2 separate regions of the Homo sapiens genome follow, and region 2 is linked to region 1. The links are chromatin contacts, found by Hi-C or POLR2A ChIA-PET in ENCODE. All regions are on one chromosome and are shown on one strand. Each heading gives the region's core, a stretch centred on a gene start or an enhancer-like site at or near the end of the contact. The rest is flanking DNA. Distances are from core to core; before and after follow the strand shown. Region 1 has its middle 46 kb from the start of CXCL13. Region 2 has its middle 92 kb from the start of CXCL13.

Region 1 (6,346 bases), core at 1,854-4,353:
TCTCCCAGTCAGGTGGCATGGGGTCAGGGACCCCCTTGAGGAGGCAGTCTGTCCCTTAGCAGAGCTTGAGCATTGTGCTGGGAGATCTGCTACTCTCTTCAGAGCTGGCAGGCAGGAACGTTTAAGTCTGCTGAAGCTGTGCCCACAGCTGCCCCTTCCCCGAGGTGCTTTGTCTCAGGGAGATGGGAGTTTTATCTATAAACCCCTGACTGGGGCTGCTGACTTTCTTTCAGAGATGCCCTGCCCAGAGAGGAGGAATCTAGAGTCTGGCTACAGCGGCTTTGCAGAGCTGTGGTGGGCTCCACCGAGTTTGAGCTTCCTGGCGGCTTCGTTTACACTGTGAGGGAAAAACCGCCTACCCAAGCCTCAGTGATGGCAGCTGCCCCTCCCCCCACCAAGCTCCAGCATCCCAGGTCAACTTCAGACTGCTGTGCTGGCAGTGAGAATTTCAAGCCAGTGGATCTTAGATTGCTGGGCTCCATGGGGGTGGGATGTGCTGAGCTGGACCACTTGGCTCCCTGGCTTCAGCCCGCTTTCCAGGGGAGTGAATGGTTAGGTCTCACTGGTGTTCCAGGCACCACTGGGGTTTGAAAAAAAAAAAAAACTCCTGCAGCTAGCTTGGTGTCTGCCCAAACAGCTGCCCGGTTTTGTGATTGAAACCCAGGGCCCTCGTGGTGTAGGCACCCGAGGGAATATCCTTGTCAGTGGGTTGCGAAGACTGTGGGAAAAGTGGAGTATCTGGGCTGGAATGCACTGTTCATCATGGCAGAGTCCCTCACAGCTTCCCTTGGCTAGGGGAGGGAGTTCCCTGACCCCTTGTGCTTCCCAGGTGAGGCAATGCCCCACCCTGTTTCAGCTCGCCCTCCGTGGGATGCACACACTGTCTAACTAGTCCCAGTGAGATGAGCTGGGAACCTCAGTTGGAAATGCAGAAATCACCCACTTTCTGCATTGATCTTGCTGGAAGCTGCAGACTGGAGCTGTTCTTGTTCGGCCATCTTGCCAGCCACTCCTAATGTTGTTTTTTGAATTAAACTTCTGGAACTTCTTTTTTGATGACTCTCTTGTAATGAGCAGAATCCCAGTGGGCAACAGAATGATAGACACTACAAAGACTTGGGTCCAAAACTTATTTATTCCATGACGATCATCTAAGAAACTGTTTTTCTATGAGATCACAGATTTAATTGACTTAAGTATGAAGAATTAGACCAAATTGATTTTGCCATTTTGTGTTTTAGATTTGAAATCTTGACATCAGTCTCCAAGCTATTGGAATGGTGTGAAGGGCAGGAGACAAAGATTTCAAATAGACTTTGAAACTACAGGAAGCCAAGAATGTCTTTGAGTAGGGGAATGTTTCATTTGTATGTATCTTTGGCTCTTAGTTCATTTTGCTTTGAAAATTGTATTCTGTTAATACAATTAGGTCTGGAATTCTGTGTCTTCCTCTTTTTTTCTATATCAAGATTAGGATTGCATGACAAAAAGAACATTGGATAAGGAAGTATGAGCCATCTTGGCTCGGGCTTTACTCTCAGATCTACTAGTTATGTGACCTTGGCAATGCTGTTAGTCAACTTAGATTACTTTTTCCTCATCTGGACAATTAGGTTATTTGGTTAGGTGACTTCTGCTGTCCTTTTCAACTCTGGGAATTCATGATCTCAGAGTTGTACTCAGGTGAAGTAGTGTTTTCTTCACCTCACTTAAGATTAGATATATTTCTGTTTCTAATGATAAAGGTTAATAAGAGGAAGGAAATATTCCTCAGGATAAGGTGAGCCCAAGACCAACGACAATAGCATATTTGAAGTCACACATCTCTGAGCACGCTGGTTTTGTTTACTGTCATTATTCTCTCCTATATAAGGTTCCAGTAAAAAAGATCCTTATCTTAAACCAACAATGTTAGCTGCTCATTTGGATTATGTTGAAACTTAAAGGAAAAAGTCCCTACTGGTTGATTAGAAAGCTGTATTACCATAGTCTCAATAACAGAGAACAGTGCTATATTGTCATGCAAGTTCCTCTGTGGTAGAGGACTTCTGAGATTTCTTTTACTCTCTGTAGGGACAATACAATCAATATTCATTGGCAAGCAGGAGTGGAGTGTTAATAATTACTTTTGAACACACACTAAATATGTGGTGATCAAATCTTTTCAGAGTAGCTTGTTTCTTAAACAGTAAACAAATTTAGAAATGTAATTTCCAGCCAAGTCTCAACCAAGACCATTTTGTTTTTTTCTTTAACATAACCATTTCTCAGATAACAGACATCCCTTTCCCCAAAGGCATAAATATAAAGGATATAACAGTATAACTGCACTGAGTGTTAACTTAAAAATCTCTTATAACCCTTCAAGTAATATTAGTGACTATTCTTACAAAAAAATTGGTTATGCACCTTCCTTCAAAGCAAGAAAGGATGCAATGAGGAAAGGATAGAGAACTATGACTAGTCAGTTGTGCTAGGGATAATCTAGACAAACTGCCATTCAAGGATAAAGGCAAAAGGAAGTTTTGGACATTCAAGAACTCATGAATTACTGCTCTGAAGGCCCCTTCTTAAGAAATCTATCGGAGAGCAAACTTCAGCTAACCAAGAGGTAGCTGGAACAGGACCACCAGAAGTCAAGACAGCTTTTTTCCTATCGTTGCTGCTGCTAAAGGAGTTCATGAGGACTAAGTACTATTCTGAGGTGCATCTTAACAGTCTGTCTGCTGTCACTCTGACAATGTCACTGACAATATCACTGACAGTGTCTGTGCTGTCACAATATTCCTGGTAGCTTATACTTGTCATAGTAAAGTCTATTTTGGCATAGAACAAGAACATAATACTGTGCCCCAAAGTCATAAAGGATGGAAAAAAAAATCAGTCAATGCTATTTGTGCAATGTTCTTTCTATGTGACCCCGTGCTCTGGTTGAGTGTTTGAATAAAATGATTGCTAAAATTCTTTTAAGTGGTGATACTTGATGATTTTATAGCATTTTGGCATGGCATAAAGTACTCAAGACTTTGGACTGCATGTCACCGTTTCCTCCTCAAAACTGTCATGAACAACGAAGTTAGTTAATGCTGGCAAAGTGCCATCTTTAAAACAGAGGAGCTGTGTCACAACTCACAATGAGGGAAACACACTGAAATTTTTCAGCCAGCCAGCTTCCCAGACCATTGAATAGAATCACATTGTAAAGGGTGGCCCTGCCTTGAAGCACTCCTAAAATGAGAATTCTGGGAGAAGCCTTTCCAATGGTTTGGGTTAACTTGAAGGTAGACCCTGTGATTCACATTCTGAAAAGACCTTAGACACCATTTGTTGTAATTCTATCCTTTGACAGAAGATACTGCAACAGAGGATATTCAGATTTGACTAAAGTCCCAGAGGAAGTAACTTACTGAGCCAGAACCATATCAGGTCCCTTTTGCCTCCTGCACTTCAAATCTCCATTTTCTTCAAGCTCCTGAGCACACTAACTTCCCCTTCAAGCTTAACAAATGGATGGGCTTAAGTGAGTTTCTACCTCACAGAAAAAGTAACAACAATAAGACAAAAACTTTCTCAACTTTCTGCCACCAACTTGAATCTTTCTACTGCCCTCTCCTAAGAGAAGAGGAGGACTCCTCTCTTTCCTAGGCTAATCTTTTCCCCAGTGTTCTGTCATACTTTCTCCTCATAACTGTCATGAACCACCAATCACCTTCTAAGGACCTTGATCAACTGATTATCCCCCACATCTTTAAGCTCTTTCTTTCTTTTTTGAGACAAAGTCTCACTCTTGTTGCCCAGGCTGGAGTGCAATGGTGTGATATTGGCTCACTGCAACCTCTGCCTCTTGGGTTCAAGCGATTTTCCTGCCTTAGCCTCCCAAGTAGCTGGGATTACAGATGTGCACCACCAAGCCCGGCTAATTTTTGTATTTTTAGTAGAGATGGGGTTTCACCATGTTGGCCAGGCTGATCTCAAACTCCTAACCTCAAGTGATCTGCCCGCCTCAGCCTCCCAAATTGTTGGCATTACAGGCGTGAGCCACTGCACCTGGCCACCAAGCTTTTTCTATTGACTTTTCCACACTCAAGGACTTTTCAACTTTACTGGTTACATTTCATGCCTTTTAGTAAAAAGAAAAAAAGAGATTTGAAGTAAATATGACTAAATGTTAGCAGTTGTTGATTCTGGAGCTGGGAAAATAGGAATTTATTATTTTAATCTCCATGTCTTCTGTATCACCATTTTTTTTCCTTCCAAAGATAAAAGATTGAGAACAGTGTTATGGGATCAATCAAGATCAGAGAGCATAAATGCAAAATGGTTTCCATCTATGGAGACCACATAAAGTCACGGCTTCCCTTTAATTTTCACAGAGAGTGAAGGAAGTTTTGAGTCCTGCTGACTGAGCTTAAAAAAAAAAAAAAAAGAAAAAGAAAAGTACATTGGGAGAGTCTTCTGTTTACATTTGAGTAGGGGATTTCCAAACTCCACTTTAGCAGCTGTGAAATGATTTATTTATAGGTGGCCCAAAAGCTAGCTGGAAGTGATCATTTGGAATTTTTAAAACCTTTTCAGCAATTTTACTAAAAACTTTATCAACCATTATAAAAACACAACAAAGGTCAACATTCATTCATTTATTGGATTCTCAAATATATGCTGGCAAGTAGTATACAAGCTAATCAATGAGCAGATAAGTCAGAATTTTACTTTCTACTATTACTTCTAATTTCATAAAGAAAATTGCAGCTGTTTTGGAAAACCCATTTTACTTTCCCATTTCCAGATCTCTATTCCCTGTCAGATTTACATTCATTCTTTCCTCCTTCCTAGTTTTCTTCTTATAGAGTAACTGCCCTCCCTCTGCATCCAAGGCCAATCTCTCCTGCTGTGCCCAGGACCTCCCCCACTCTCCACTTTGGAACTTTATGCCATGTCTTGTCTCTTTTATCTTCTGTCTTCAACGTTTTCCTCTCCATTAGGTCATTTCAATAGCATTCCATTAGTCTTACACACACACACACACACACACACACGCCCCAACTCCAGTGATCTCACATCCATCTCCAGCTGACCCCCAATCTCTTACCATCACAACCAAACCCCTCAAAAGTAAATTTAAAACTTTTTTAAAGGTGAACTTCTGTCCTCTGTTTCCATTTCCTTATTATCTTTCATTCTTCAACCCTGTCCATCTGGCCCCACCACCACACCACTATGTTTATTTCAAGATATTAAAGAGATTTCAAGAAATTGGCTTATATTGATTGTGGGAGTTTGCAGGTCTGAAATCTGTAGGACAGGGTGGCAGGCCCAAAACTCCTAGGCAGGAGCTGATGCTATAATTCATAAGCAAAATTTCTTCTTCCTCAGAGACACCTCAATTTTGCTCATAAGGCCTTTCAATGGATTGGATTCAATCTAGGCCACCCAGATTATTGAAGACAATAATATCTTTATTATTATCTTTATTATATACTTAAGGTCAACTGACAGATGTTAACTGCACCTACAAAATAACTTCACAGCAACATCCAGATTAGTGTTTAATGGAATAATTGGGTACTATAGCCTAGCCATATTGGCATATAAAACTAATCATCACACTCACTCCCACTAAGAGGGTGGGATAGGCATTCACAGTACACTGGTAACTCCACATGAACTGCTAACAGTCTTTCATATAGCCTTGAGGTAGTGGAAGAAGTTGGGCTGGGATGCAGTCACAACAAAGGCCTAGAAACCCCATGGGGTTCTAAAGTTGAGATGGCTTCTGTGATGGCTAATTTTATATATCAACTTGACTGCTCCATGGGGTGCCCATATTAATTAAACACTGTTTCGGGGTGTGCGTGTGAAGGTATTTCTGGATGAGATTAGCATTTGAATTGGTTGACTCAGTCAAACAGATTGCCCTCCTCAATGTGGGTGGGTATCATCAAATCCACTGAGGGGCCTGAATAGAACAGAAACCCAGAGGACACAGGGATTCGGGCCTTTGGATTTGGACTGAAATTACACCACCAGCTTTCCTGGGTCTCCAGCTTGCAGATGGGAATCATGAACCTTCTCAGCCTCCATTATCATGTGAGTCAGTTCCTCATAATCTTTATATTATACATATATGGATTTTGAGAGAGAGAGAGAAAGACAGACAGACAGACACTATTGTTTCTGTTTCTTTGAAGTGCCCTGGTTTATACAGTTTAAGCATTGTTCTGAGGTTGGGCCCTCAATATACCTCTCTTTCTCATAGTGGGTTCTGTAACATTGGTGGTATTCACCTATAGGCTAGCAGCCATTTGGGAGAGATAGAATAGAGGCGATTCAAGAATTTAATGAGTAT
Region 2 (6,346 bases), core at 1,078-3,577, 46 kb before region 1:
GAAATAAAAGGGTTGATTTTTTATGGGGGTGGCATTGAAGAATTGCTAATAGAAGAAAGAGTTACAGGAGCTGGTGGAAGCAATAAAATTGTTTAGGCTACCCGTTGGCTGTGGGTTTATGTTGTTAACATGCTGTACCTAGAGCAGAGTATTATATTGGCATTGACTTGTTACTACTATAAATATCTGGAAATGTCTTCTAAACTAATAGCAGTTGTTTTCCTATCTTTTAAAAAATATATACGTAGGAAAAAAAATGTTTGGATAAAAGTACATCAAGAAGGTTACTACTTGTAAATTATTTCTTATATTCTGTTTTTTTCTCACTTAAGTATTTTTCCAGGTTAACACATATATGTCAAAACCACAGAATATTATGAAGCCATTCAAAATGATTTGGTTGTGCTATTATATGGCTTAATTTTGTATTTATTGGATATTTAAGTTGTTTCTAATATTTTCCTATTGTATATCACTGAAACATAAATGTACTAGAATTTTTCCTTTTTAATATCAAAACTTACTTTGCTAATGTTTAGAATCAGTGGAATTACAGGGGAGCATTTAGGTAACGTGTGACTTACCAAGCTACATGTGGAAGCTTGAGTTTCTAATCTACCTCCACCATTCAAGTCCAGGGAGCAAGAGGGTTAAACTCCTAGCAGATGGTGCTGCTGCTAATGCTGCTGCTGACTGAGCATGTCAGGAATTTAAAGAGTTGCTTAAACAGGGTTAATATATGGCCTGTGGGAAGACAGCTGTTGTGTAGCAGAATTACAGGTCAGGAGGTTAGCCACATTTCCCTGAAAACAGAGGACTCGCCAGAGTCAGAATCAGTGAAAGCCATTTAGGGAAAGGAAAAAGCAGAAAGGTTCTATTTAAGGGAGCAGTTGAATGAGAGGGTAGAAAGTGCTAGGGTAGAACAGAATAACTACCAAATATAGAGGGGAATGGGGGAATGAAAGGAGACAGAAACAAGCATAGCAGAACACTGCCCCTACAGCCTCCACTCTGGAGATGCAGAGAGAGGCCGTACCACCAGCCCATTTCCCAGTTCCAGGGTTCGTTGTCTTATGCTTTCACCAGTATAGGGATGTGAGTTGGGAGAGCTCTGATCCTGCCAGGCTATTAGACGTTTAACATGGCTAATTGGCCCTGTAAGAGGACACAATGGGATGCTACCAAGTTGGAAAAAAAAATTAGCCTCTTGGAATTAAAATCTCATCAAGTAGCTGATATCTAATGCAGTCCAAATTCTGCAAACACCTTGAGGGTCTATTCTTAGTGAAGCACTGTGAAAGGGTATTACGGAGGTTTGAAATTTAAAAATGTGAAACACCCATCTCAGCTCTCAGGTAGTTTATTATATAATACAAGGGTGATGAACAGAGGAATTAGATAAACCCATGACTGTAATACAAGGTGACTAAGAAAACTGCTACCGAGAAAGTGGCAGGAGGGTCAAAAACAAGAGAGAGACCAGGACTGGTGAAGAAAACAGTGAATGTTTCCAAAGGATGTAGGCAAATATTACAAAGATGTAGGAGGGCATTACACGTGAAAGTGATCACATAATCACAGGCACTGAGTGACTAGTCTATCCCTCATACATGTTCATTTTAAAGTACTCTGAGGTTTCCTTCTTTTTTTTTTTTTTTTTTTGACAGAGTTGCCCAGGCTGGAGTATGGTGGCACGATCTCCACTCACTGCAACCTCTGCCTCCAGGGTTCAAGCGATTCTCATGTCTCAGCCTCCCAGGAAGCTGGGATTACAAGTGTGCGCCACCATGCCTGGATAATTTTTGTATTTTTAGTAGAGACAGGGTTTCGCCATGTTGGCCAGGCTGGTTTCGAACTCCTGACCTCAAGTGATCTGCCAGCCTTGGCCTCCCAAAGAGCTGGGATTACAGGTGTGACCCACCGTGCCAAGCCTAACCTGAAATTTCTTTATGGAATAAGTCAGTCTTTCCTCATATTCGATTTCTGGCATAAATGGGTATTCAATAAATATATTTTGAATATTTGAAGACCCCAGTTTTTATATTGGCCTATAGAATGATATAAGGAAAGACCATAGACTTTAATGCTAGATAGATATGGGTTCAAATTTCAATACATTTTCTCGCTGTGTGACCTTGAACACAGTACTCATTCTCTGAGCGGTTTCCTTATCTATAAAAATGAGGAATATAAGGATGGACTTTGCAAAGTTGTCGTAAGGATTAAGGAGGAAGACATGTTCATACACTTGCTTGGTAAGAGCTAGTGTTCTGCTTTCCCTTGCCTTCACCCTTGCCCTGACCGAGTCTGTGTAGCTGCTTGCCACTTCCTTGGTAACACCAGAGGGCAACATCGTCCCATTCTTATATCAAAGTTTTTCAGGAGTGAATGCTTCTTTGCAGACAGATTTTTTTAAATGCTTCAGCAAGGGAGGAAATAGAAACTCCATGCTCCTGAATGTGAATAGGGCGATAAGGGCTAAGCCCTGGAAAGACTTTGGAGCAGCTGCTGTGTTCCTCTGTGGGCAACAGCTATGGGCAGACGCTGTTGGAAGGCACTCCTTGTGCCGTCTATTTCTGCCAGCTGGGTTAAGAGGACTTCTCGTGCTAACAGAACCTTAAACTGGGAATCTAAATCAATCGGCTTGTTTACTACTAGAAAACCATTGTGCTTGTGTGATATATCTGAAAAGCCTGCTGGAATGTGTTTGCCAGAGTCTCATTACTATGGTGACTATGTATTCTAGTTAGCCTGGGACAGTCCTGGTTTATGCCTGTGGTCCCAGAGTAATTATTAGTGCCCTCTTTTACACTCAAAGTATCTCAGTTTTCAGGATAAGTTACATGGCCATCCTAGTCAGAACATTAAAAGGGATACTCACTAACAGTAAGGATCTGACGTAGCAAGAGTCCTCTGGTCGGTCTGGTTAAGACCGTGCATGGGCTTTGGAATCAGAAAGTGACATCTGGGTTAAAAACCCTGCTCTATCTGTGTGTCATTGGCAAGTTAGTTAACTTCTTTAAGCCTGTTTCCTGATGTATAGATTAGGGACAACAGAACATGAATGCACTGTCTCATTTAATCCTCCTAGTGAAAATGCTTACATGAGGCTCTGGGACAGTGATACATGGTTGCTACCCCTGGTATTATTTTTAAGATTTGCTGTAAGATTCAGGCTGTCACCTTAGCTGTATTGATTGGATCTCTGGATTTGAGGGAGTTGAGGGCAAGAGTGAAATGAATTGCACAAGGTTACAGAAACAATTATTGAATTGCTCAAGGTTAGAGCCAAAAAGAGCACCCACACCCATCTCTCTGTCTAGTGCACCAAGGTGGTTGCTGTTTCTGTGGAGATAATTCAAGGTTAAAGATGTGACCCAATGTCTATCCTGAAGCCTTTAGCAAATACTGGGCACAGTATTATTCTGAAGCATAGAGGAGAATAGACATCTGACTATTCTACTGCATTATTCTTTTCATTTTATTGCAAAATGTTTTATGTATGAATAAAAATAACCTTGTCATGAACACCAGAAAATGCACCCCTATTAAATCCTAACATTACTCCATACTTTTTTTTCAAAGAAATTAAATGTCAATGTCATATTCTATTCATCTTATCTGTCCCTATCTTCCCCTTCCAACAAGAGAATACAATAAAAATGTTTCAATAAGGAAAAATAGAAATTAAATGTCACATACAATTAAGACCTCCTATGTACCCCTCTTGTATAGACTTTTCCCTTATTAGATAATATTTTAACAGGTTTTTAAACTTAATTTAAATGGTGTCATACTATATCCCTCTGCAACTTTTTTTTCGTGTTGCTTAATATGTTATCGAGATTTATCCATGCTGGTAAGTGTGGTATACTATTACATTATATGAATATTCTGCAGCTCATTTACTCATTTTCCTTTTCATAGATGTTTTCATTGGTTCCAGTTTTCTGTAATTATGAACGATGCTGCAATGAGCATCCTTATGCATAAGACTCTCATACATGTAAGAGTTTCAGTATGGGTTATAGCCACAAGTGGACTTGCAGGGTCTTGGAGTATTAGTATCTTTGACTTTACTCAAACTGCCAATTTTTGCCAAATATTACCAAAAATTCTCCAAAGTGGTTGTTCCAATTTTCATTGTATTTAAGTTTTTTTTTCCCAGATGAAAATATATTATTTAGTTAAAAAAAGAATATGGGCCATAGTTATTCCAGCAACCAAAGAACAGAAAAACACACTCGTTGTAAAGTATATGCACTTTTAAGAGGTAGGGAAATGAATATTTATTGGATGTCTACTATGGGCTGGGCCCTAAGCTAAGTGATTTACATTTGCTTTTTAATTAATCCCATTACCTATCTGTCACCAAATCCTCTTAATTCTGCCTCGAAAAATCTCTTCTTTTCCCTTTTACTCTTTCCTTAAGAATTTTATTTTTTGCAGAAACACAGATGACACTTGCTGAGTTAAACCAACTGATCTTGCTTCTAGTCTTTGTCCTTGCCAATTTATCCCTTGCAGTCTTAGAACAATCTTCCTAAAGGTGTAAATGGGATCTTGTCACTCCCTTTGGTGGAAACTTTTTAGACTTTTCCATCGACTAGAGGATAAACTTCCAACTTTTTGGTTGGGGCCAGATTTTGAAAGATTTTGCTCTCCAACTTCACCTCATTCCTACTCTTTTACGCTTCATTATCCTGCACAACTGATGGACTAGTTCCCCACATAGGCTGTGTACATTTCAAACTGAAAAAAGCGTAAGCAAAGCTGTGGAAGTTTGAATGTTCTTTCCATCACCCCCCACCTCAGGCAGATTTACCACATCATAGGGCTTTGAGTGATTCATTCTGTCTGGAGTAGGGAAGGGAGGAGTGTTGGGATGGCTTGCTAGAGAAAGGAAGGGTGATTCAGCTATTTGTCATGAATAGGGAGACCACATAACTTAACTTATATTTAACATGTAACTTAACTGGGACACCTTTGAAAGAGGGAGGTTAAAATAATAAAAATTATGTAATTTTTTGAATGTATTAACTGTGTAACATATTGGCATTGTTACATTGGTCTGTAATAGAACTATCTTATAGTTCTATTTTAAAACTCTTTGCAATAAAGTATCATATACTTATGTACATTAGTTCAAAATATTACAGCTACAAAAACCAAGTAAATTTATCTTTAATATTGACATTTTAAACTGAAGTTACAATAGCATTCACAATGATGAGAACTATTTCACTTTTGTCAGAGTGAACTTCAAACCTCAATTTGCTGCAGCAGATGAAAACAATGAGCTATTATTGGACTTAACCTAACTGACTTTCTCTTTGAAGCATCTGAAGACTTAGATATAAAACTGGCATCATTTAACACTTTGAAAAGTTCTTCTGCTAATGGAGCCAACACATCGACAGTTCTCACTTCATTTTTGTACATGCAAAGAGCACTTGGAATTGAAAATGAACGAAATAATGTAGAAGTTTGCTCTAAATGAAAAGTCATGTTTCACTGGGGGATATGTTAGCCCTGAATTCTGAAGCTGCATATCTTAAGTTGGTTTCTTTGGGTGTAGTCTTTATATAGTAACTACTAACTTTCTTTTTATTAAAGGAAGTACCTTGTCTTATTTCTTAGTAAACACCCTATTGAAGTGTAATTCACCTACTTCACATAAAACTGCATAAATTATAAGTATAGAGCTCAATGAACAACCTTGGATCAAAAGATAGAACATTGATAGCACCCATTCTCCCACTGTTATATACACCCCCTCCCCAAGGGGAATTGTTATCCTGGCACCAGGCACCATCTTGTAGTGCTGCCTACTTTTGAACTTCATATAAATGGAATCATACATTATGTATTTTTCTTGCTTCTGGCTCCTTTTCCTTAATATTATATTTGTGAAATTCACCCATGTTGCATATGGCAGGAGTTTATTTCTTTTCTTTGCTATAAAGTATTCCTTTGTGGGAATGCTACAATGTATGTAGCCATTCTACTACATTTCTACTATTTATTTCCAGTTCTGGGCTATTATGAAAAATGTCATTATGAATACTGTTGTACCATTTGGGGGGTGCATATATACTCATTTTTGTTGAGTATATGCCTAGAAGTGGAATTGTTGGGTCATATGTTTCTCAAAAGAAGACATACAAATGGCCAACAGGATACAGTTGATCCTTAACAATCCTGGTTTGAACTATGCAGTTCTACTTATATGTGAATTTTGTGGGTTCCACAGGGCTGACTGTGGGACTTGAGTATGCTCACATTTTGGTATTAAAGGAGGTCCTGGAACCAATAGCCTGAGTATATCTAGGAATGACTGTTCATG

What was found. A loop is a pair of places that touch in the nucleus more often than their neighbours do. ChIA-PET counts read pairs that join two places held with the same protein, here RNA polymerase II (POLR2A). Pooled maps may share reads with other maps.
Region 2: a loop to region 1 is called in a map of Calu3, with 5 times the contacts of the local background. The contact joins two enhancer-like sites. A Hi-C loop is called at or near these places in 1 of 168 maps with a recorded cell type or tissue (Calu3) and 1 of 50 pooled maps. POLR2A ChIA-PET finds 5 or more read pairs at or near these places in 2 of 52 experiments (activated CD4-positive, alpha-beta T cell and naive thymus-derived CD8-positive, alpha-beta T cell).

What each region holds. Positions count from the first base shown.
Region 1 is chr4:77,649,103-77,655,448 of GRCh38, reverse strand. No RefSeq gene overlaps it. Among named protein-coding and RNA genes, the nearest start is that of CXCL13, 46 kb to the right of the region's middle. Within about 2 kb of position 3,103, at least 3 of the 41 ENCODE cell types and tissues checked have a DNase peak (open chromatin) inside an H3K27ac peak, as active enhancers do.
Region 2 is chr4:77,694,477-77,700,822 of GRCh38, reverse strand. No RefSeq gene overlaps it. Among named protein-coding and RNA genes, the nearest start is that of CXCL13, 92 kb to the right of the region's middle. Within about 2 kb of position 2,327, at least 5 of the 41 ENCODE cell types and tissues checked have a DNase peak (open chromatin) inside an H3K27ac peak, as active enhancers do.